Linked DNA regions of Mus musculus: regions 1 and 2 are each linked to region 3. A link is a loop called in an ENCODE intact Hi-C map of the cell type or tissue named here. Cell type or tissue: gastrocnemius. All regions are shown on one strand. Links, peaks and the distances in the headings refer to the core of each region. The heading gives the core; the rest is flanking DNA. Region 1 overlaps Snrnp200 (small nuclear ribonucleoprotein 200 (U5)). Region 2 overlaps Ap4e1 (adaptor-related protein complex AP-4, epsilon 1). Region 3 overlaps Usp8 (ubiquitin specific peptidase 8).

Region 1 (8,618 bases), core at 2,805-5,304, 480 kb before region 3:
ATGGTGGGAAGTCACTTTTCCTGGAGAAGGTGACATGCCCTGTGGATCTCTCTCTACAAGGACCTACAGAGCCTCTTAGCACTTTATAAAGCCCGCCCTTCCTGCACGCTCAATATCAGCACAATAGAGTGGTGAATTAAAGTGGCAGCAGGCAGCTGGCCCACCAGCAGTATCTGGCCACCTTGCTTTGAGGAACACAGTACAGAGAACCCAGGAACTATTTAGACTCTGCTCATCACTCAGTGCAACTCCTCACCTGGGTCACATACACCATGTCAGCCATCAGCGCAAAGCCTTCGAGTTTCAGCTGTGAGATGAAGGCTTGGAGAAGCACGTTGATCTGCAAAGAAGCAAAGGAGCTAGCGGAGGCTGGTCACTGACCGACTGCTCAAAGAAATTATCTGCACTTCTGCTCTGGGAACATGTTCCAGACAGAACCTTCCATGGTTCCTGATTTACACATGAAATGGTTATTATTCCATATAAAATATATGTGAGAAAGAAGCAGAGTAGGACAATTGGGAAGCAGGGGTCCGACCAGTCGTACAGCACATAACAGGTCAACCTCTAACACTCCCCAAGAGGAGAAAGAATTGTACAAGTTACCATTTGTGAAACCAAGTTCAAGATTCATCTCAAAGTGAAGACGTGCTTACCTTAGCGCTGGGTTCCTCAATGCTCTCCTTTACAGGGATGGGCACTCTCTCCAGCAACTTCTGCAGCTCCAGCTTCTCCTCCTGTCTCAAGGAAAGACAGGTCTTAGAAAATCCACAGGGCAAGGATGAAGGAAAAAAGAATCCAGCAGCCTGGCAAGGGTCCTAAACTCCTGGCCTGCCAGGCTCACAGGCTCACCTCTCTTACAGTGATGTTCTTGAACTCTGAGGACAAGGAGAACACTCGGAAAAGCTCAATCTCACTCAGAGTAGGCTTCAGCAGCTGGTTGTAGGTCTGCACAGTATCATTGGTGATATAGTAGTGACTTGCTATCCGGCCAAGTTCTGTCACCTAGAAAGAAAGAAGACTCAGTAAGAGATCAGCCCCCAGCTTCTAACATCAAGTGACTGTCCTACGAGGACAACTGCTGCTCGATTCAAGCAACTCGGCACAATAAGAAAGATGATACAACAAACTGACCAATGCAGAAGTGATACTATGAAAGCAAACATATGCCTTAGCTCAACCTGATTTCTGAAACTTAAAACTTTTCAAACCTAAGGACTGGAGAGACGGTTCAGTGAGAGGAGGTTGCTCATCCAGTTGACCTGGGGTTCCATTCCCAGCACCCATATGGTGGCTCAGGAGCATCTCCAGTCCCAGGGAGCCACTACCCAATTCTGGCCTCTATGGGGACCAGGCACTCTAGCTTCCATGGGGACATGTGCTACACAGACAAACATGCAAACAAAACACTCATACACATAAAGTAATAAAAATTTAAAAGAAAGGTGCGGTGGCGCACGCCTTTAATCCCAGCACTTGAGGGGAGGCAGAGGCAGGCAGATTTCTGAGTTCGAGGCCAACGTGGCCTACAGAGTGAGTTCCAGGACAGCCAGGGCTACACAGAGAAACTCTGTCTCGAAAAAAATAAAAAAATAAAAGAAAATAAACATTTGAAAGTTAAGTTCATAGCTCACAGGGCACTGTTTAATCTAACTAGACATAGGTAATTAGATGGGCAATACATAAATCAAGGACCTAAACATTTGCTAAAATTTTCTCAAAAATCACACGCTAATCACCTGGAAGTTGCCTGTCTTCTTGTCGTACTTGACCAGATTGTTCTTGTCCAGCATCAAGGCAGCAGTGTGAACAAGATCGAGTCGGCGCTGGTCCAGCAAGGGATCTCCCTTGAGGTCATCATGAGAAATGCCATAGAGGGTAGGGGACCGGAGCATTCGGATGTATAGGTAGGCATAGCCCAGCCAGTTCACTGCATCCTGCAAGACAGCTCATGGTGTTTAGCATGACGACCTGCTCAAGTCCAAACAGAAGCACCACAGATAGCTTGGACACTAATTCTTTTTTTTTTTTCTCCCGAGACAGGGTTTCTCTGTGTAGCCCTGATTGTCCTCAAACTCAGAAATCTGCCTGCCTCTGCCTCCCAAGTGCTGGAATTAAAGGCATGTGCCACCACTTGGACACTTAATTCTTAAGCACAAGGACCCACATTACAATGTATTCTGAATGTTTTCAGTATTTCAATTTAAAAAACCCTTTCAAGTATCTTAAACATAAAAGGAACTATATACCACAAACCCACGAAGCTTGCCCTGCATGAGCTGTGGTCCAAAGCTTGAGACACTGCTGGACCCAAACATCCTCACAGGAGTTATGTCACTCTAAGTCACCTGAGTCATTGAGGAAAAGTGTGAAGCTCTGAAGACAAAGCTTTCCCTACCTTTGCATTCTGGACATTGCCCAGAACAATTTCCGCATTGAGCATGTCAGGCAGCTTGGAGACCATCTGGCTCTCGATAGGCAGCTGCTGGTTGAGGAGGGAGAGGTAGTACTGGAGCTCCCCATGGGATGTGATGAGGATGCCTTCACCCTTGGTGTCATACTGCGGCCGTCCAGCACGGCCCAGCATCTAAGGCAGAAGCAATAAAAGAAAATGTTATGGCAACGCTTTTGACTCAACAAGTTACACACTTTAGAACTTGGTCTTGATCTGCCATCTTTGCAGCATCCTTGGACCCCAGGCCCAGGAGTTCATCCCATTGAGAATCATCTCAGAGGCTCTGTACCTGCAGGATATCCAGTGCTCCCAGCTCTGTCCAACGCCCCTTCTCTGGACTGTACACTTGGGTACCTTTAATGATGACTGTATGTGCAGGAAGATTTACACCCCACGCCAGAGTTGCGGTGGAAACTAAAACCTGCAGAGTTTGTAAAGAAGGATAATAAGGACAACAGACCCCACCATAGCAGGGCCATATCCTTCGCTTGTCTGGTGCCTGAGCTTAACCGGAGGCAGGAGTGGATGTATATTTCAGTACTCAATGTGACACTGGAGCAAAAAGGAAAGCATTTCTTCAGTCTCTTACATATTTGAGAATTAACATACCAAGGTTCCAGAGACATAGGTCAGAAGTTTAAACTTGTATTTATCAACTCAGTTATAAAACATTCAAAATCTACCAACCTGGAAGAGGGAAAGAATGTGGTCCTGACACTGTGAATTACACTGTAGAGTTCTATGAAGCATCCATCCTCTCTTATGCAGTGTATGAAGTGTGGGGAGAGTGAGCATAACTATCACAACCTTCCAGCCTGGGCTAGGCTAGCTGGTCCAGATCTCAAAATGTTTAGAGACGGAGACCGGCTCAGTGGCTGGAACATGTACTACTTTTGCAGAGGACTAGGCTTCAGGTCCCAGAACCCACATATGCTCACAAGAATATGTAACTTCAGTTCCAAGGGATCTGGTGCCCTCCTCTGGCCTCTGAGAGCATCTGCATGCATGTGGTGCACATAAACTCGTTCAAGTCTCACACACACACACACACACACACACACACACACACACACACACACACAAATACATATAAATGACTCTCTTTTTAACAAAAGGTTAGAGATAACACTCAGGGCAGAGCTACAGACAAGTCTCTCAGGGCAGAGCTACAGACAAGTCTCTCAGGGCAGAGCTACAGACAAGTCTGTTTCTACTAGGTTTGCCCCTCCTCACCTGAATATGCTTGTCAGCAAAAAGATCTTCTACAAGTGTTCGGTCAACTCTAGTCATGCCTGCATGATGAATAGCAAAGCCATAGGGCAAAAGATCCTTCAGCTCCAAGTTCTGTGAACAGAAACAGAGTGAGGCCGGCCTCCTGCTAGGACTCCTCCAAGGCCAAAAGGAAGTCCCATAACCACACAGTCCCTTTTAACACACTTATATTCTTAGGTTTGTATATATGCCTGTGTGTGGCATGTGTATGAAAGTCAGTTCTCTTCTTCTACTATGTGAGTCCCAGAGATTGAACTCAGGCCATTAGGATTGGCGACAGGCACCTTTATCTGCTGAGTCATTTCCCTAGCCCCAAGAAAATGACTTTTAACCTGCCTGAACAGAAGCACTCAGTACATATGGTCCCAAAGGACTCTACCCAATATGGAACCAGTCACCAGAGAAGCAGATGGTCCCTTCTTACCTTGCACTGCTCTGCTTCTGTACGAAGGACTTCAGTGGAGGCAGAACCCTCGCGAAGAAACAGACCCAAAGTGTCCTTCTCCAGACACATGTCACGGATTGCCCTTGCTGTCTTCCCAGTTTCTTTTCGAGAATGGACAAACACGAGCACCTAAGAAGAATCATGCAAGAGCTAAAAGGTGCACCTTCAGCAGCTGCTCTCAGAGCACCAGGGCACCAGCTACAGGAAGCAGAAGCTGCTCCACTAGAAACAGAAGCGATGGGTTAGAAAAGTGTCTATGGCAAAAATACATGCTAGTTTGGAAAGAAGTCTAACAGGGCTGACAGTACCAAAGGGAAGCTGGGCATGGTAACTCCAGCTCTAATTCTGCACTCAAGGTCACAGCTAAATTCCAGGCTATGAGTAGGGCTACACAGAGTTTAAGCCCAGCCCAGGACACACAGGGGAAGGAATGTACCAAGGATAGTGGCACAGTCTCACAGCTAAGAAACTAAACTAACCCTAGAATTCTACATTGAACAATAAATCTAAATACACAGTGTATTGAGATTCAAAGACCTCAATCAAGAATATGGTCAGAGCCTTAGCAAGTCTAAGCTAAATAAAGGTGTATTTTCAAAATAATACCAAAACTATTACATTATTTATAAAAATATTTAAATAGTTTGAAACTAGTTCCACATTATATGAAACAGTCCTCCTGAGATCTAGTGTCCTGAAGTCCTACCCTGTCATATAAACTCCTGTGCTTTTTATCAGAAAAAAAAAATGCATAGCTTCTTACTGCCTACCTTATTTAATACTGCTAACTAAAAACTGTTATCAAAGTAACATTCAAAAAAAAAGAGAAAGAAAACAAATAAATAAGTGAACAAACGAACGAATGAAATTATATGTCGGGCAGTAGTGGCACACTACTACTAGTTAGCAGTATTAACTAAGGCAGGCAGTAAGAAGCTATGCATTTCTTTTTCTGGTTAAGAGCATTGACTGCTCTTCTGGAGGTCCTGAGTTCAAATCCCAGTAACCACATGGTGGCTCACAACCATCTGTAATGAGATCAGATGCCCTCTTCTGGTGTGTCTGAAGACAGCTACAGTTTACTTACATATAATAAATAAATCTTAAAAAAATTATTTTGTGTGTCAGAGTAGTGATCAACTCTCTCCATCACCAATTATGTTCTGGGGATCAAACTCAGGTCACCAGTCTTGGGGGCAAGCGCCGTTACCTGCAGAGCCATCTCACTGGCCTGATTTCACTAGGTTCTAATAATTTTCAGCTACAGTTTTGCTATCTTATAGACAGACTGGTTTTTCTAGTTCCACCAATTTGGGGGAGGATAGTATCAACTATGAAGTTATCATTTACGATCACAGGACTATTCAAATTATCTTTCATCTAGGCTATAGTGATAGTTGTTTTCAGGAAATGATCCAATTCTTCTAAGTTATAAGTTTATTTAGTTATTGTTAATTTTTATTTACTTTATGAAATGAATGTTTTATATGCGCATATGTCCATACAACATATATATGCCTGATGTTCACAGAGGCTAGGAGAGGTCAGATCTAGAGTTGATAGACTGGTCTGAGCTTCAATTGTCCTTTGTGAGTAGACAATGCTCTTAACCACTGAGCCATCTATCTACCCCATAAACTGGCCAGTTTATGAGTGATTGTTGACAGTATTCCATCTCCCATTTATGCAGTGATGGAAAATGCAATGAACCGGGGTCAACATGCTATGTATATGTTCTACCACTGAGTTCCATTCCAAGTCCCCAGTCATTTTTTGGATTTTTTTTGGGGGGGAGGGGAGTGGGACCATGAGGGGAATAGGGGTAGGGGGGTACCATTGTATAATCCAAACTGGCCTCCAGCTGGCTTGAGGTCCTCCTGCCTCAGCAACCTAAGCTATGGTATTAGAGGCATGTGCTGACTCTCCTAGCTCCTGACCATTTTCTTCTTCTTCTTTTTTTTAAGGTTTGTTTATTTATTTATTTATTTATTTACTATATGTAAGTACACTGTAGCTGTCTTCAGACACACCACAAGAGGGCATCAGATCTCATTATGGATGGTTATGAGCCACCATGTGGTTTGCTGGGATTTGAACTCAGGACCTTTGGAAGAGCAGTCAGTGCTCTTAACCACTGAGCCATCTCTCCAGACCCTGACCATCTTTTAAAGCAGCTGTAGTAATATAGTAACTCATATTATTTCTGATCACTGGTGAGTCATGCTATTACCTTGTCTATTAGTTTAAGTTAAAAATGGAAAAGGAGCTGGGCGTGGTGGAGCACACCTTTAATCCCAGCACTTGAGAGGCAGAGGCAGGTGGATTTCTGAGTTCAAGGCCAGCCTGGTCTACAGAGTGAGAGAGTGAGTTCCAGGACAGCCAGGGCTACACAGAGAAACCCTGTCTCGAAAAACCAAAAAAAAAAAAGGAAAAGGTTCAAGAACCATCCACAAACCTGATTTTTTCCAGCATGTTCCATGATTTTCTCATAGACTATTTCATTCATGATCTGGAAACGTTTGATAGCTTTTTTCTCTGTGATGCCCACATATGTTTGTTCCAGAGGCACGGGGCGGAAGCTAGAAGTTCAACAGTTATACAAATGAGATTTCTGGCAGAGAACACTGTGAGAGAAGTTACTTTCCATTGACCTAGAAACAATGCTTTCTAAAATACACACAGGAACCCTAAAACTCAATAGTATGCTCCTTAGAGAAGAGTAGGGAACAGGAAGACTGCCTGGGTAACAAGTTTCCAGTTTCTTTTTATACCTGTTATCAAAGTAGAAGAGGCCCTTAGCAGGGTCGACTCGCAGAAAGGTGGCCACATCTTCATAGTTGGGGAGGGTAGCACTGAGACCAATGAGTCGGACATCTTCTTGGGTCATCTCAATGTTTCGGATGGCCCTGGCCACCAAAGCTTCTAAGACAGGACCTCTGTCATCATGTAGAAGATGGATCTCATCCTAAAGAACAGAAAGATGCAAACTGTACAAGTATACAGTCTTAACATGCCGAGTAAAGACAAGAGAGGGACCCTTAAGCCAAGGAATCCTAAAGAACAAAGACAGCTTTTAGTAGAAATATACACTGAGTGTGGACTGTTTAACACTTGTGAGTGAGTCCTTTGATGATACCACAAATCTCCTTACAAATACATGACGGTTCTGACCAGGTTAGAGCAAAGAAGCCTTCCCTTGTGGGCTTTACGCACAGTAAGTTTACACCGCCAACAGCAGTGCTTCTGAGATACAGTAAGCACTGGGAGAACTGCGGATACTGTGGGCAGGCCAGGGACTCAGCACCCGTAGGAGCGGCTGTCAGAGAGCAAGGCTCTAAAAAAGAGGTGAGCAACCTTTTCTTCAAGGGCTGAACATCTGGTACCACACACGCAATACTGTAGGCTAGTGAGCCATGTAACCCTTGTTAAAAAATACTCAGTTCTGGGCTGTCAAGATGGCTCAGCAGTTAAGACCACTGTCTGCTCTTCCAAAGGTACTGAGTTCAAATCTCAGCAACCACATGGTGGCTCACAACCACCCATACTGAGATCTGATGATACCCTTTTCTGGTACATCTGAAGACAGCTACAGCGTACTTATGATAATAAATAAATCTTAAAAAAACAAAAAAACAACTCAGTTCTGCCACAGCCACAGCAGGACAATAATAGCTATAAGAAGTGCATAAACCAATCTATATAACTGTGTTCATTAAAAGAAAAACTTATAGCTATAGTTTTGCCAACTTCCACTTTGAACACAGACTATGAACTACTTTCCTGCTTTCTTAGACAGCTTAAAGAATCAAGCTGGAGGCCAGGGAGACTGCTCAAAGAGTAAAGGGACTTGGCTGCCAACCCTGACGGCTTGAGCTTGATTCATAGAGGACACGCATGGTGGAAGGGGAACTGACATCCACAAGTTTTCCTCTGACCTACACACACACACACACACACACACACACACACACACCATGCAACATCACAGAAAATAAACACATGCAATTAATTACAAAAAGCAAAAACAACAAAACAGATTCAACCGTCAGGCTCAAAGTCCACTCCCTGTAGATACTTCTATGTAAAGGGAATGCAAAGTCCCAATTCCTTACTTATCCTTTGTGACAATGGATTATTTTATAAAGAAACATTTCTATCGTCTTGGAGGACAAAATTATTTTTGTGTGTTTTCATTTGATTCAAAATATTTCATATTCTATAGAACAAGTTCCAAGATAACCAGGACTACATAGAGAGTCTTTCCCAAAAGCCAAATTAAAAAAAAAAAAAAATCAGATATAGAAAGCAATGGGGCATGTGGCAAACAGCATGCATGTCTAAGAGGCTTCCGTTACATACAGATTATGGTTTTAATGGCAACAGCAAAGCTCACAGTGACTCTTATGAAGAAAATGCACGTAGAAGAGCCTTAAGGAAAGCTAGGCA
Region 2 (2,500 bases), core at 1-2,500, 270 kb before region 3:
CCCAGGTTGCCTTTGATTAGTATGATGGCTAGTCTTTGTTGTCAACCTGACTGTATCTGTAACCAACTAAAACCCAAGTAGCTGGACACTCCTGTGAAGGGTTTTCTCGATTGGAGCATTGGAGATGAGAAGAGCCACCCTAAACCTGGGTCATACCTCCCAGCAGCAGCCTATACAACAGGAAGCTGAAGAAGGAAGCTTTGGCTTTTTGCCTGCTTGCCCTCACTTTCACTGGCTGGATGCTCAATCCTGTTGCTAAGGCACTACTTGGATGGAATGAGAACCCATCTCTGTGGATTCCAACACAGACTGAAGACTGGCTTAAGATGGAGTTGTTTTTCACTTCTCCTATAGTGTTCAACAATAATGTAAAAACAATTTTTTTCAGACAGGCACGTTGGCACAGGCCTTTAATCCTGGAACTGTGGGAGACAGAGGCAGATGGATTTCTGTGAGCTCAAGGACAGATGGGGCTACTTAGTGAGGCCCTGTCCCCAAAAGAAAAGAAAACAAACTACAGCCTCAATACCCTAAGAAACCAAACCAAAGCAAACAAGGACACTCCCAATACAACCACCTGGAAGCTAAGTGAGGACGATCATCAGAAACGTTACAGACAAATGGAAACACTCAGCAGGGTGGGCACCAGAAGACACGAAAGCCCACGGTCACAGAAGCCAGGAGTGGTGGTGTGATCCCAGCATCTGGGAAGTAAAAGCAGGAAGATCACCCATGGATAAATAACAGAGGCCAGCCTGGACGACACGAGGCTATCTGCAAGAAGAAAACAACAACAACAGAAAGGAGCCACCCTGCTGAAGGGAATTCTAAGGAACAGTCTGACAACACAGCGCAGTGGCTGTGAAATAAAATGTCTGCAGAGCCAGTCTGAGAGCCACAGGAAAGTCCTGTCTGAAAATGAGGGAAGCCTACTGGAATTATATATAAGCTTTAAAAGAAATCAATTTTAATGATTTCTTTAATAACAGAAAAAGCTCAGGACTATAAAAAGCTTGAATTAGTCTGAAAGCCGAAACAATATATGAAGAAAATTAATATATTGTTAAGAAAAGACACATACTACCACAAGGTATCAGATGGAGGGAGTCACAGAAAGATCTTAGAAGAGTTCACATTTAATGTGGACTATAGACAGGAAGATGCCACGGAACACTCTGCTTTGGAAAAAGGCCACACTAAGGCAGGAGCTAGAAGACGAGGCTCTGTGGTGGAGGGGCGCTCAGTGCGTGGAAGGCTCTACTCTATTTTCTTCCCTCCTCCTTCGCCTGAGTCAGTCAATCCATGAAGACTGCTCATTCCTAGGAGATTGACATTACTATCGCTCTCACGGGATGAAGACCATGTTCCATCCCAACACTGCCCCAGCAACACCTTTGGGGATTTTCATACAACCTGAAACCATTGGAAACAGATTCATGGCTTAAAAGAATTTTTCCAAACACTCTAAAGGATTACTGCAGAAAAAAACAAAAAACTTAATACTTCTAACAGCACAACACTAGCAAGTTTAAAGACTTTTTTTTTATTTTTTTGGTTTTTCGAGACAGGGTTTCTCTGTGTAGCCCTGGCTGTCCTGGAACTCACTTTGTAGACCAGGCTGGCCTCGAACTCAGAAATCCGCCTGCCTCTGCCTCCCAAGTGCTGGGATTAAAGGCGTGCACCACCACGCCTGGCTGTAAGACTTCTTTTTAAAAAGCAAATTAACCAATTAATGAGTAGTCTTCTCTCAGCATGAAAGTAATGGGATTAGATAGGCTTCTTGAAGCAATCGTTACTAAAGTACAATTTACACACCAGGAACTGAGCTGTATGCACAGCTCGTGGGTTGGCAGGAGTGTGTGGCATTTCCCTCTCACACAATCAAGCCCTTCTGAAGTCTCCTTGACTCCAAAAGGATGCACAGGACGCACATGCAGAAAAGCTGACTTTACCTACAGGCTTTGTGTTGCCAAAGCACCAGCTTGGGAAATCTGGGCTGGAATGTAGCTCAGTGGAAGAGAAGCTGACTTAGCATACAGGGTCCACATTTAGTCCCCAAGACTACAAAAGATAAAGTGTGTAACGCAAAACTGTAAAAACATACTATATACCAGCCATCATTTTATATATGGTTAAAACCTTAAAAACGACAGTCAGGACAGAAGTCTTAAACATATACATACCCACTCTTTTTTCTAAGAGGTTTCCTTGTTGGGCCAACTTGATTGCATGTATATAACCAAAAGAAGCATCGTATCCAAGCATCTCACAGTATATAAGTCTCACCATACATTCCTTCATCGTTTTCTGAAAAGTGAAATACCAATCACTATGTAAACAAACAGAATGCTTTCGTTTTCTGTATGTCCCACGCGGTTAACAAGGGAGCCATCTACCCTGGTTATGAAGAACTAATGTAGCTATTTCAAAGCAATTGCCCAATACCAGAATATAGAAATAAAAGCTGCTTCTAACAATTACCAACACTATTTATGTCAAA
Region 3 (8,618 bases), core at 3,676-6,175:
ATTCCCAAGAGATGTGCTCTTCTGCCCTCTTTAGGAGCACTGACATACATTCAGGCAAAATATCCATACACATTTAAACAAAAAAACAAACAACAACAACAACAACAACAAAAAACCTAGACCAGTAGTTATCAATCTGTGGGTTCTAACCCCTCTGGGGGTTGAATATCAAATATCCTGTATATTAGATATTTGCATTATGATTCATGACAGTAGCAAATTACACTTAAGTACTAATGAAACAATCTGATCATTGGGGGTCACCACAACATGAGGAACTGTATTAAAGGGTCACAGCATTAAGAAGGCTGAGAGCCACTGAGCCAGATGAAAGCAGTCAGCTGCTAAAGACTATCTGAGAAAAGACAGTCAATGGAGACAGCAGGTTTTGGTCTGAGGCTTTAGGAGGGGTACAGGACAGGACTATATATACACAGGTAGAGTGATTCTTTGGTGTTGTGAAAATGTTTTATGATTGGATTATGTTAACAATTTCATGTACTATGTTAAGTTTTTCTTATGTATGTGGGATTTTTTTGTTTTTGTTTTTTATACAGGGTCTTTCCATGTGGTCATGGTTGTCCTGGAGCTCTCTATGTAGACCAACCTGGCCTCAAACTCACAAGAAATTGTCTGACTCCACCTCCACCTCCCCAGTGCTAGGAGTAAAGGCATGAGCCACCATTCCCTGACAGTCTGTAAACTCTTTTTTTTAATAGGTTAAAATTAAATTTTTTTATTTATTTTTAATTTTTTATTAGATATTTTTTTCATTTACATTTCAAATGCTATCCTGAAAGTCCCCAATACCCTCACCCCTAGTCTGTAAACTCTTGTTACTGACTAAATGTATGTTACAAACAGGTAAATTTTATGATATGCAAATTATACCTAAATTAAACTATTATTAAATGTATCAGACTAAAAACAAAAAGAAAACTGGGCGGTGGTGGTACATGCCTTTAATCCCAGCACTTGGGAGGCAGAGAGGGGCAGAGGCAGAGAGAGGGGCAGAGGCAGAGGCAGAGAGGGGCAGAGGCAGAGAGAGAGTGGGGCAGAGGCAGAGAGAGAATGGGGCAGAGGCAGAGAGTGGCAGAGGCAGAAGCAGAGAGGGGCAGAGGCAGAGGCAGAGAGGGGCAGAGGCAGAGGTAGAGAGGGGCAGAGGCAGAGGCAGAGAGGGGCAGAGGCAGAGGCAGAGAGGGGCAGAGGCAGAGGCAGAGGCAGAGGCAGAGGCAGAGGCAGAGAGGGGCAGAGGCAGAGGCAGAGGCACAGAGGCAGAGGTGCAGAGGCAGAGAGGCAGAGGCAGAGGCAGTCGGATTTCTGAGTTCGAGGCCAGCCTGGTCTGTAGAGTGAGTTCCAGGACAGCCAGGGCTATACAGAGAAACCCTGTCAAAAAACAAAAACAAAAACAAAAACAAAAAACAAAAAACCTTTTAAGTCTCTCTGAAAGGTGTATTCTATTGTCAAGTTTAAATGTGAGTTCATTTGGGATTTCATACCACTAAAGAGAAAAATGAACCAGTGAAGAAAATAAAACTCAATAGAACGTGAAGCACTGGTTTACAATGCAGTATAAAATGTTAAATATTATGTTCTTATAGTGTATATACACCATGCTCTCAGAGTCTACTGCTTATATCCTATATGGTTTTTATTAACTTGAAAAGGGCTGTCCTCTAATATATTTTAAACATAAGCAAGAGAATGCTGAAAATACAGAATTTTACACAGATCATATTCAAAATGCAAGGTCTATTTATTAACTAAACCTTTTTTGCATGTGTTCTCTACCCACACATGTCATAACCTGAGGGCCGCTGAGGTTTCTAGGGTGTTTACAGCACCTCAAATGACTCTACACATATGAAAGTGTTAAGTTCTTAAGACTGTCTCCAGTACAGGAAGGGGGAAAGAGGCTGTCTTCCAATTTCACTCCCTATGGAATTCTAGGCAGACGACAGCCTCTGAGCTCAGTTTTGCCTGTAAACTCACTACTCACTACCTTATGGGGCTACCTCTATAAATAAAAAATGTTGGCAAATACTTGACATGCCTTGAGTGTTTTGAGGTATTTAAACTGTATCTTAAGTAGGAACTTCATCTCTCTAATTGTAGGTGTTTAGAAAATTCTCAAACAGGCGTTGTATTCTGTTGAGCTTTCCTCAGTGTTGAAGTCATGGGCTTATTGACGCCGAGTGAGCTGATCTACAGGTATGTGCAGTACACCTGGCTACTCTAGTGAGGTTAGCCCGTGGTCCCTGAGCATTGTATTAATATGGTCTGTAAATCTGGAAAATGTGACTAAAGTACTGTTTGAAAGGTATGCATTTTGTAAGGTAGCATTTTGCTTTCCAGCCTTCATTTCTGCACTACCAAAACTGTTTTCTATTTACTTGTATGTACGTAAAAGTAAGCTGTTAGTGTTCCTGCTGTTACATAGTAGTCAAAAGGAAAGGACACTGTTAGCTGTACAAAGAAAACAAATTAAAAGTATATCATTCCATGAACATATCTTCCAAAATTAAGGCAATCAACTTTTGAGTATGTAGTTAAGGACAGAAAAAAGTAACTGATTTTAAGTGTACGAACAGAAACAAAATCATACAGACTGATCAAAAATATCATTATATGTAAAATAAATGTCAGGCTGTCGATGTTACTGACTGTACATCCTATGTAGACAAAATGACCTCCATCTACTGGGCCTTATTTCTCCATTATGAGATTGTATTTTATCCTCGTCTTTTGATGGTCACACACCAAGCAAGCACAGAAATGCATATGACTATTTCTAGCAATAATTATAAGTTGTATGACATTTTATAAACGAAAGATTCTATGGCCAACCAATCAATTTACATCATCACAGGCCTCAAAGGAAAGCAGAGAAGCCAATACCAATGGATCAGGACGGTCTCTCACCCCTTGAGCACTGTCCAGAATGCCTGTTCTGTTTGTGGAAGGCCACTGTGTCACCATCTTATACACATTTACTGTTCGTTTTACCTACCTTGCCTGCATTCAGCTCTCCTGACACGGATGCAGGGGACACATCTGCTGGCCTCTTCTGCGCCTCTGACGTGGGACACCTTTTACCTTCCACAGGTACCTTAGCATCAGAAGCTTCATGCTCACTCTTACTTTGTCTTTGTGTTCCTGTGGCTTCCTGGGCCCCGTCTGCTGAAAGCTCTCTGTCTTCCGTCTTGGTCTGTTTGCTGTCTTTTTTCTCTTGTCCATCCTTTGCTTTGTGCTGATTCTCAGTGGAGTCACGTTCATCTGCATCCTGTGTCTTTCCAGCTTTGCGCTCTTGTTCCTCCCTTCTCAGCTTCTCTTTCTGTTCCTTCTGCTGCTTGTCCCAAAGTTCCTTCTCCTGTTTATTCTTTTCCATAAGAAGGGCAGTTTCTTGATGAATACGAGCCTTTTCTTCATCTGTTAACATGGTGGTTGGAGAGGGAAATACTGGCTTGGTGGATCGATCAGAAAGAACTCTTCCACTCTGATCTGTATTTTCAGATTTTATTCTATGATCTTCAGGCAACTTGACTGACGGTTTTTTCGTACGATCAACCTAGAGAAACACAAATAGAACAAATGTGCTTTTAGTGCTGTTTCGAGACTAGTTCTTATATATAGGCTAAGTTGGCCCCAAACCTACTTCAGTTTCATGTTCTGGGCTCAGAAGAGTTACATGTCTTAATGACAGACCACAGAACCAAGACCTGACAGAGGAGTCTGAAGCTCCATACCAATACACCCACCTACACCCTCCCCATCTCCACATAAGTGCCCCATAATACCTTACACCCAGATGGCCAAAAATGAATGAATGATGCCCACAAATACAGTTTCCCTCTACTCTCCACACAGCTGTATACACTACACCAGTCGCCTGGCAGCTCTAGGCCATGTTCTTCCCACAGCTTTCTGCTGCCTGGTAAAATTCCATTCAGCTTTACCTCCATCCCCGAGACTACCAGGAAGCCTACTGCCTAACATCATTCTCTCTTCCCAAACTCCAGAAGAGCCTCCCACTACCCGCTCACCTCTTTTGTCCCATTTTCAGTTACACATCTTATGTGCCCAGCATAAGGGTGAAAGTTAAAGAACAATTTTGTAGAGTTGGTTCTTTTCTCCCGCCTTTATGGAACACCTTCTAGGAATTGAATTCAAGTCACCAGGTTTATCTGGCAAGAGCCTTTATCTGCCCAGCCATTCACTCACCCAAGTAATCATCGTAAAACAAATCTGACCATGTTTCTCTTTTGTTTAATAACATCCTATTTTACATTGCTATTCATATTTAAGTTGTAGTACACATACATATACCTACATACAAAATGAATAAATGAATTAAATAAACTTTATCATAGCCTGACTACTATTCATTCTTTAATACTTAAACATTTTTCTTCCTTTATCTATTTTTAATATTTACTTATTTGTATTTTATGTGCCTTGGTGTTTTGCCTGTATGTCCATGTGAGTGTGTCAGGCCCCTGGGACTGGAATTACAGACAGTTGTGAGCTGCTATGTCAGTGTGGGAACTGAACCCAAATCTTCTGGGAGAGCAGCCAGTACTCTTAACTGCTAAGCCATCTTTCCAGCCCCAACATAGCTATTTATTATTTTGTGTGTGCACACTGCATGTGATGTGAATGCAGAGTCAAGTGTGAAGGTCAAAAGGCAACTCCTGGAAGTTGGGTCTTTTCCTGCCATGTTGCAGGATTCAGGGACTGAAGCGGACCTCAGGTCATCAGGCCTGTGCATAAATGCCTGTACCCACTAAACCATCTCACCAGCCCCACTTCTTTATTCTTGTACCTTATTATTATATATATTTTACAGCTAGTATTAATTTTACTTATTTAGTAGGGAGAGTCAGAAGACAGCCTGCAGGAGTTGGTTCCCCTTCTACCACATAGGTCCTAGAGTTCAAACTCAAGCCACCTTTAACTACTGAGCCATCTTGTTGGCCCTCCATCTTACTGTTTGAGCCAGGGTCTTTCACTGAGCCTGGAGCTCACTGATCAAGTAGATGGCTAGCCAGCAGGCCCAAGATTCCCTTACTCTGGCCTCCCCAGTTCCAGGATTACAGGAGTGTGATGCTGCACCTGGCTCTCATGTGGCTGTGAGGCCCTCAACTCAGATCCTCACACTTGCACAAGAGGCTCTCTATTGGCTGGGCCATCTGCCAGCACCACATCTGAGGGAGAAAGCTGCCGTATTCTAGAACGTGAGCACTGAGAGGTGCTTTAGCTGCTCTAACAACATTGTGAGAAGTAACCCTAACATTTCTTGGAAATACTGTGTGTTGAAACAGCAAGGAGAACTTAACTGAGAACTTCCTAATAATGATCTAATGCAGCATGCTTATAAAATGTATTTTATGTTCCCATTAGAACAAAGTCAGTGGGGAAAAAAATCCCAATTCCTTTTCACTTTTATTTTTTGCCTTTTTACTTTTTCAAATAAGCAAAAAAATCCCCCAAATAAACAAAATCACCTATTCTTTTCTACAATTGAGACCGAAGTAGGAAGAACCACTGTGGAGATGAAGCCAACACTAAAAGTGGAGCCGGACCTAAAACCAAAGCTTCGATCCCTAGCTGCTGGCACACTCACCCTCCCCAGTCTGAGAAACACCACACTTTCCTATCTTAAACTTACAATTCCTTCCTCAGCTCCTCATACCTGTAGAACAAAGCTCAGATTAGATCCAATTCTCTGTCACTGGCTGTCTTTCTGGTCTCCTGTGCTGTCATGGTGCTCTCCTCAGCATGAACCCTCAGCTACGCAGGTCAAGAGCTGTCTGCCCCCAGTCACTCACTTTCCAACCCGTCTCTGCATCTGTAAACCCATTAAGACCTCAGAGCCAGAAAGCTGCTGCTTCTCTATAGAAAAGAAACTCAGTTCTCCTGCTCTGCTCCCCAAGGGCTAGACAGCAATGGTGAACTATTCTGTGACTGGGCTCTCTCTACACCAGATCTCTCTCAGTCACTGCAGAGAATCCATCCTACCCACATTTACAAACCTTCAAATAGAAATTTCCTCAATTGCTTCTCAGATTATTGAGTGCAGTGAACCTCAAAATACACTGGAAAAACTATATTCTCAGTCATCTTGGATATACAAGTATTAGAATTCAATTAAAATGAAGGCATTTACAATAATATACCTTCTCTTTATAATGTCTTATATTTATACTTTAAGAAGACTTATTTATTCAATTTGTTTAATATTTAATCTGAAATATTAGATAACTTTAAAAATGATGAAGATACTGACTTTCGACAGCTCTAAAGAAATCAGCATCATCCACTTCAAATGTTAATACTGCAGGGAAAGCGACTGCTACAGATCCATAATGAATACTGTCTAGGCAAGTTTTATTACTGTTTCTTCAAAGAGAACCTAACAAGAACCTCTAAATTTTTATCTGAATATCATTCAATATCTTTAAATAACTATCATTAACATTTCAAACGCCAATGAAATGGAACTAAAATATGTTTTAAAGCCAGAACACTGACATTTCACCTCTCTGATAAGCAAAAGTAGGCAAACCACTCTCCACAGTGATGGGCTCCATTTTCTACAGTGATGGGCCTACCCTCCACAGTGCAATGTTTTGTTTGTAAAAGTCTGCTTCTGTCCGGAGCACGTCAGAGAACTGTTCTCATCATTACTCTGAACAGTCCAGTATGGTAGCTGGCTGCTCACCTAGCCTCTGTAACCACCACAAGTAATGCAGAGAGGACTTAAGCTCTGGGTGGTGCGCAGGTGACACACAGATGTGTAAGAGGGACCGAGCACTTGCAGACTTGGTTATTCTCATGGAGTCCTGAGAGCCATCTGAGGCAGACACTTGAGGGCAGCCGTGCCAGTCAAATCACAGCAACGTCACCAGCTGAGCTCTTCCATCTACCTCGGAACACAAGCTGTTGCTACAGGTTATGAGAAATGGCCACCAGCGAGCTTTGAAGTCTTGTAGGGAGTCTAATATAGCCAGGGCAACAGAGGTAATTATTATAAAAGGTTTTTGTTAAAAATAAAGTGCCTGGGGCTAGAGAGACCGTTCGGTGGTTAAGAGTACCAACTGCTTGTCCAGAGGTTCTGAGTTCAATTCCCAGCAACCACATGGTGGCTCACAACCATCTGTAATGGGATTGGATGCCCTCTTCTGGTGTGTCTGAAGACAGAGACAGTATTCATTTACATAAAATAAATAAATCTTTTTAAAAATTAATTAACTTATTTAATGTATACAAGTACACTGTAGCTGTCTTCAGACATACCAGATCCCATTACAGATGGTTGTGAGCCACCATGTGGTTTCTGGGAACTGAACTCAGGACCTCTGGAAGAGCAGTTGGTGCTCTTAACCACTGAGCCATTTCTCCAGCTTCCCAAATAAATAAATAAATCTTAAAAAAAATAAAATAAATAAAGGTGCCAAGATGCACAAATCCTTCTGAGGTTATATTTTCTAAGGTATCATAGATAATATATAAAATTCTGTGTAACATGTGTCAATATGACATTAAAACAAAAGAATAAAGTTAGTAAAAAACAAACAAACAAACAAACAAACAAACGCCAAGACAATACCTGTGGAACACTCTTTGTAGCAGGCGCTGGCTGAATTATGGGTGAGGCTTCAGCTCTGGGAGCCGCACCAGGTCCAGCTAGAGCTGGCTGGGTTGACAGTCTCAGCTTTTCATCTTGATCAGTTACCAACAGTGCCTTTTCATTTGTTTCTATAGGAGGAGGTGGCATCTGGGTAGGAAGTTTGGAAGGAACTGGTTCTTCCAATGAGGGATAAGTAAAATCCACTAAAATTGCCAAAAGAACAATACATTTATTTAAGAACCGCAAACTTCACACACAGTACTTACGTGCTATGCAGGCTATGTGTGATAGCTAACAGAGTGAAAGGGCAATCACCACTGTCTTAAAGAACATGAACTCCTAGTCTGTGTTGTTTTTCCTGAAAACAAACTAGCATTTCATAGGACAAAGGCATATACAAGTAAGGTTACCCTGAACACCTAAGTGTTTTAGACTGTACTGAAGCAATTTTAAACACAATTTTCACATACATACATACATACATACATACATACATACATACATACATGAGACAGACACCTCTTCAGCTCTGCTCCGAGGGGGTGGAGTGACCTTAGCATTGGTTGTAAACTGCGGGTAGCAAAGCAGCCAGTTTTCATAGCCGCCCTCCAACACCAAAGGCTCATGGCGCAGGACAGTTTTACTTTCCCACTACAAAATAAAGATAGATATCTTTAAGACGGGACAGTCTCTTGACAGCAAAAACCACAGATCACAACAAACCCAAGTGTGGAACTGTTCCCTGTTAAGCAAAATGAAAACAAAAAAATAAATTCAAAATACAACATTAAATGAAGATATATAAAGTTTAAGAACCCAAAAACAATCTATGATCTTAGATGAAAAGTTATAAAATAATCACAAAACAAAGCCTACCTAGCCCTGAGCGCCTAGACCTGATAGCACTTCTACACTCTGCGGTTTATTCCTACCTCCTGCACATATACACACTTTTCAAAATGTGTTTCTATAAAATAATGGTTTTTCA

The links. Peaks named below come from ENCODE experiments on the same cell type or tissue, not always from the same donor. Only the 100,000 strongest peaks of a DNase experiment are listed, where the experiment ranks them.
Region 1: a loop joins it to region 3, with 3 times the contacts of the local background. A loop is called at or near these places in 6 of 42 quality-filtered maps.
Region 2: a loop joins it to region 3, with 2.3 times the contacts of the local background. A loop is called at or near these places in 3 of 42 quality-filtered maps.

Annotation. Positions count from the first base shown.
Region 1 is chr2:127,220,264-127,228,881 of GRCm38, reverse strand. It overlaps Snrnp200 (small nuclear ribonucleoprotein 200 (U5)), which reads right to left. Exons shown (of 45, transcript NM_177214.5): 15 at 6,944-7,137; 16 at 6,628-6,751; 17 at 4,152-4,301; 18 at 3,689-3,799; 19 at 2,745-2,876; 20 at 2,399-2,587; 21 at 1,740-1,937; 22 at 853-1,005; 23 at 657-737; 24 at 257-340. Among named protein-coding and RNA genes, the nearest start is that of Snrnp200, 16 kb to the right of the region's middle. In gastrocnemius, for the core only: no CTCF peak of the experiment used is centred there; no DNase peak of the experiment used is centred there.
Region 2 is chr2:127,013,977-127,016,476 of GRCm38, reverse strand. It overlaps Ap4e1 (adaptor-related protein complex AP-4, epsilon 1), which reads right to left. Exons shown (of 21, transcript NM_175550.3): 3 at 2,184-2,307. Among named protein-coding and RNA genes, the nearest start is that of Ap4e1, 6.5 kb to the right of the region's middle. In gastrocnemius, for the core only: no CTCF peak of the experiment used is centred there; no DNase peak of the experiment used is centred there.
Region 3 is chr2:126,737,074-126,745,691 of GRCm38, reverse strand. Usp8 (ubiquitin specific peptidase 8) reads right to left here. Exons shown (of 19, transcript NM_019729.3): 9 at 8,137-8,281; 10 at 7,610-7,833; 11 at 3,011-3,568. Among named protein-coding and RNA genes, the nearest start is that of Usp8, 34 kb to the right of the region's middle. In gastrocnemius, for the core only: no CTCF peak of the experiment used is centred there; a DNase peak (open chromatin) is centred at 5,161.